2 separate regions of the Mus musculus genome follow, and region 1 is linked to region 2. A link is a contact called in ENCODE Hi-C data. All regions are on one chromosome and are shown on one strand. Each heading gives the region's core, a stretch centred on a gene start or an enhancer-like site at or near the end of the contact. The rest is flanking DNA. Distances are from core to core; before and after follow the strand shown. Region 1 holds the start of Kcnh1 (potassium voltage-gated channel, subfamily H (eag-related), member 1). Region 2 overlaps Gm32949 (a long non-coding RNA gene).

Region 1 (2,700 bases), core at 8-2,507, about 140 Mb after region 2:
CTTGGTGCCTGAAGAAGTCAGACTAGGGCATCAAATGGTCTGGAACTGAAATTTCAGATGGCTTTGGCCTACTGTGAACTAAACGCAGGTCTCCTGCAAGAGTGCTCTCAGGTGCTGAGCCATCTTTGCAGACCTCCCGCACAGAACTTTAAAGTCAGGATCCCCCCCCCCCCCCCCCCGTCTATTCTCCGCAGTGCTCGACCACTCAGAGAATGCCTGGAAGGAATTGGCTCTGCTTCTGAGATTAAAAAATTGAGACAGTGTGTCTTTGCGAACCATTAAGGTGTTTCCGGAGGTGAGCCCCGGCGTCACGGGCTTCAGCGGCGGGTTTATCTTTGCATTTTATTTTGAATCTTTGTCCAGTTGGAAACTAACCAGTCAAGTAGCAATGCATCCTTCTGTGGGCATTGTCTCAGTCCCCCGCCACACGCACAGCACAACGACAGGTACACATTATGTGCAGTTGGAACACCCCCTCTTCCTTCAGTGAACAAGAGGTCCAAGTCATTTCTACCTGCTGTGAAGCCGCACCTGCTTCACCTGTGCCTTGTGGATGCTTCTCCAAGCCACAGCTATGGCTGTTTAATTAAAATCTGATGTACTTTTACTTTGGGAAGCTTTCAGAAGTAGCCCTCCTCTTTGATGCTGGACAGCCAGTTCCCGTTTTTTGTTTTTTTTTTTGTTTTTTTCACCTTACACACAAATCTTAAGAGATTGTACTGTAGCTGGAAACCCCGATGTGCCAACTCATGTTTTGTTGTTTTTCTTTTTTGGTAAAATGATTGCTCTGTAAGAGAAGACGCCAAACAGGTGAAAGCCATTTATCAACTGAGGAGGCTGCAGGCACATTGATGGTAAAGACAAACCAAAACGGCTCCTGGGAGCTGAATCTGGCAGTCACTCTGTAAGTTGTTGCCCTTAGACACTTGGTTGGTTAATTCTGGGGAAGCTGGATAGACATGCAGCTCATGCTGTTTGCAGAGCCTGAAGGTTCTGACTCCGATCTGACACCGCGTAAAGAAAGAGTCTTCTTGTGACCTTTTCGGGTGTGTGTGTGTATGTGACTTTACCAATAAAGCTGCTCACCGTGCTCTGCACACCCCAGGCACACTCTGGATAACACTTCCCGCTGCACCCAGAGGGTGCCGCTCCGGTTCCAGCCTCACCCCGTGGCTCTTGGTTACGGCTGTGTCCCCGAGGGATGCGCGCACGGTAGGGGGCGCCCTGGACCGGCTGGCTCCCTCCGCCCACGGGAGGCGGCCGCGGCGCACCGAGCCCGGGGCACTCGAGCGCACACCCGGGCGGGCCGCAGCGGGGAGGTGCGGAGCGCAGCGAGGGCGGCAGCGGGAGCCAGCCGCCGCCCCTGCGCTCCGGGGCTGCGGAGCGCATGGGGCGCGTGGAGCCAGGAACGCTTGCGGGCTGCGCACCCGGCCGCCTGCTGCGGTGAGACACGGCGCCGGACGCCCCCAGAGTCCGGCAGTCGGGAGGATGACCATGGCTGGCGGCCGGCGGGGACTAGTGGCCCCGCAGAACACGTTTCTGGAGAACATCGTGCGGCGGTCCAACGGTAAGAACTGCCTTTGGATTTCTGTCGCCCAGGTGGGTTTTGATTTTTTTTTTTTTTTTTTTTTTTTCTGAGTGCGGTGATTGCAGACGCCTCCCGCCTGGTGCCAACAGATGCGGGGGCATCCCGGAGCTCCGCTCACCAGCTTCTCTTGCCTGCGGGCCTGGGAGGTGGGCAGGGCTGGAGGGGGTCTAGTGTGCCCCATCTCTGGAGGAGAGATCTCTAGCCTACGCCTTTGGGGCCTTTTCCCGCGCCCTCCCGCTGTCCTCTCCAGGAAAGCCTGGCATTTGGTGAGAAAAGTCATGCGAAAAGTGGCTGCAGGCTGGCCACCTTCAAGCACTGCGCTCCTGATGCGCACTGGCCGCCTCCCCGCGGAGGCTCCCCGGGAGTCCTGAGGAGCAGGGAGGCCAGAGGTAGCAGCAGAGCTGGGCTACTGGTCCTGGCCCTGTTCGGGTGCAGGGACGTTGCCAACTCCACCTTCCATCCCTTAAGCAGGAAAGTCTGACCAGAAGAAACCCTTTGGCAGGGCTGTCTTATGCACCCTCGCCAACCAGCTAGAGCAAATGGCTCACGAAGGTCCGATGGTTTTTCTGGACTCAGCCGGGGAAACAGAGGGAACTAAGTGGTCCCGGGTACAAATTTGGCATCTATTGTCTCTTTTAAACCCTCCCAATCTTGTCCTCCATCACAAGCCGATTCATTACCCAAGAAACCTGTGCACAAGCACGAGGTTTTTGTAGCTGGGAGGAGAGAGTCCTACTATGACTGATGGAAGGGGAATAATTTTCGACACCTTTTTACTCAGAGATTGCAGTTTCCTATGGTTTATTAGCATGAAGCCCAGAAGGCGAAAAGTCCTCAGAGTAGCGATCCAAAGGGAGCTATCCAAACCTTTCCGACCCACAGCTTGCACATACAGTCCTGGAGATGGGGAGTTGCTGCATACACCTGTTCACCAGGCTACCCAATTCTGAGATCCCCCTAGCAGACTTCTGGGCCCCTCTCCTTCCAGAAGCAGGCGACTCTCTCCGTTGGAGAGGCTGTGGGGACCTAACTCAAGAGCTGGGTTTTGCCAGTGTAAACATGGCGTGCAGCCTTGGAACTTGGGTTGATAGTGATGAGCTTCCAGCTGAATT
Region 2 (2,700 bases), core at 5-2,504:
TCTGATATTCTTATTCATTTGACTTATAATTTCAAAAAAATTAGGTTCATTTCAAATAGTATTTTTTAGTTTGAAAAAAAAAACCCACCCAACTTTGAACGTTAAGCTTTTACATTTTGCTCTCAGATCCAGCACCCTCCAGTATTTGGATAATGCTATAAAAACAAAATCCTCACGAAACTACAAAAGCAGAGAGGCCTGGCTTCATTCAGCTGTCGCCATGGAGCCAAAAACTTGGTCTTGTCACATGAAATTTTATAGTTTCATACGTCACCATCTTGATGTGGTAGTTTTATTGACTTTTCAGACTTTTTTTTGTTTAATTTCTAATAAGAAAACATTCCATAAAGAGGAATTTTATTATTTAATATTTGTGGAAGAAGAGGATCTGAAAGGAATCTCCCCCATTTGCCCCTTGGAGCTCCTCAGTGAGTCAGAGTGGATTCAAAACCAAGCGTGTTCTCATGTCACATTGCCATGGAAATGTGGCTTTTGGAACTGGGCAGAATGGATCCCTTCCCAGATAGGAAAATTGTCATTAGAAGAATAATAGAATGCTCTTAACAGCATGTGACATCTCCAGCTTTCTTTCCCTTTGCCTTGCATTCCACACTGCAGTAATATCTTTAATGACCTTTCAACAAATTAACAACAACAACAAAAACAGAAAACAAAAATAAAAACAAAACAAAAAACACCACCACCACCAAAAAAATCCCTTGCTAAAAATAGCAATAATTATAATTTGGAATTAAATGGACATCTTTTGCTACTAATATATTTTTATAATATGAAAACAAAGGCATAATCAGTATTTCTGGACTTTCTCTATGATGTCTCTGTCTCTGTCTCTCTCTCTCACACACAGTGCACGTGCATGTGTGTGTGGTGCGTGTGTGTGTGTGTGTGTGTGTGTGTGTGTGTGTCTTTTGTGGAAAGATACCTTTTGCCTTTGGCAAAATTTAGAAATTTGAAAAAGAAGAATGAAGTTTATAAATGATGATCTTCAACATAGGATTGTATGAATATTACTCACACATTTTATTGACAGATTGGATTTGTATTCAATTGATATACCTCTTGATTTTCTCTAGCAGTAAACATTGGTAGAGGAGAAGAACATTGTCCTGGTAGCAAGCTCCTGAGTGCAGTTTTGGTTGATACCTGAGTGAGAAATCTAATCTAGGGAGAGAGAAGCGGCGGCCCAGAGACCTCTTTGTGTGAAACATCTCAACATATTGCTGTCTGTTAGAGCGTACTGAACACATACACGTCTGTTTAGTAATATTTTGGGGAGCTGAGATTTAGGGAAGAAAAGGCTGTAGTATTTTTACTGTTAATTCTAGAGCTTCGCACGGTTATTTATTTATTTGTGCTGTGATGAGCACACATTATTTGTAATGACAGTTTCAGTGTAACATTCTCTTTTTTGTTTAGCTGTGGTTTTTAGACCTTTGAGTTTTCTTTCCTTTAGCTTTTGGGAAAACCAAATAAGTGCAAGTTTCCTCCAAGACACCTCATGAAAACATTTTTTTTTTTTTAAAGAAAATGAAGAGTGAAACGAGTCTATATTTATTTGGAAGATCATCTGACTACTGCTAAATGGAGTATCTCAATCTGAAAGTGAAATCTGTTTCACTGCTAAAAATTGCCAAGAGTTTTTTGACTAAGATTTGGGAATCTGCAGAAAATGTAAAAGTTTTTTTTTTTTTTTCTACAATAATCTGTTCAGTGAACAAGCTGTGAAAAATAGTTCTGTATTTTGTCCATGTGAGGCAGCAGACGGCGAATTTCCATTTTAAAGAACGATATGAGTAGCTTCTGGCATCCTTCTCTAGTGCCTTCCTCCAATCTCCTTACACTGAGTTACAACAATGCAGTTTATTATTTCTTTAAAGAAAAAAAAAAAACATGGAATTTTCCCCCCACAGACAGCTCAGCTCTCTCATTCTATCTGGGCTCAGAGTGGAGGGCGCTTTGAAGCCTTATCAAATGGGCCTTAAAATACCACAGAGTATTAGGAAGACACCATTCTCTGCAGTTAATGCTTTGCACTGGAAGGGCTTTAGAAACAATTTATGGTTTCTTCCCAAGTATATTATTTTGAGGTAGGTGGTCCCGTAATGAACAGCTATTATAAACGGTTAGAGGATAATTTTTTTTAAAAAAGGTATAATTATGATTCTCATACAGACATAAAGTGAACATGTGTTAAAGATTTTATTTAATTCATTAATTAATGAGGGAAGCAGTAGGATGTTACAACCTGCTTGAAGGAAAATTCAAATTCACAGTCACACAAACAGGCAAATAAAGAAGACTGATGTGGGTTTGCAAATAAGGCAAGGTTGGCCAGTATTTAAAGAGCAATGGGTGATGGGATTGTTTTCTTCAGGACACACCAGGTTTGTGTTCTTGTGGGACAGAATGCTTTGCATTGCTAAGTCCCTGAAACCTGAAGAGATGTAAAGTGGCTGAAAGACAATGGAAAGCAGAAAGGCCCGAAGGGCTTGCTAGACAAGGGCCCTTATTTTGCTTTATTTCAAAGACTACACAACTTCTTAAAGATCCAATTAACAAGTCCTTTGCCCACTGAAAGGAATCAGTTTTGCATCTGGGTTAGTAGGACAATATTTAATGTACAGTAGGTCCACATGTGTTGAATGGATGAAATTGCTCTTATATCTTCTACCAAGCAAA

The links. A loop is a pair of places that touch in the nucleus more often than their neighbours do.
Region 1: a map of T-helper 1 cell shows a loop between it and region 2 (224-fold over the local background). The contact joins the promoter of Kcnh1 here to the enhancer-like site in region 2. A Hi-C loop is called at or near these places in 2 of 37 maps with a recorded cell type or tissue (T-helper 1 cell and T-helper 17 cell).

Annotation. Positions count from the first base shown.
Region 1 is chr1:192,189,520-192,192,219 of GRCm38, forward strand. Kcnh1 (potassium voltage-gated channel, subfamily H (eag-related), member 1) reads left to right here and starts at 1,258. Exons shown (of 11, transcript NM_001038607.2): 1 at 1,258-1,567. The coding sequence starts at 1,489.
Region 2 is chr1:55,898,470-55,901,169 of GRCm38, forward strand. The region is part of intron 1 of Gm32949 (a long non-coding RNA gene); the gene reads left to right. Among named protein-coding and RNA genes, the nearest start is that of Gm32949, 11 kb to the left of the region's middle. Within about 2 kb of position 1,255, at least 1 of the 3 ENCODE cell types and tissues checked has a DNase peak (open chromatin) inside an H3K27ac peak, as active enhancers do.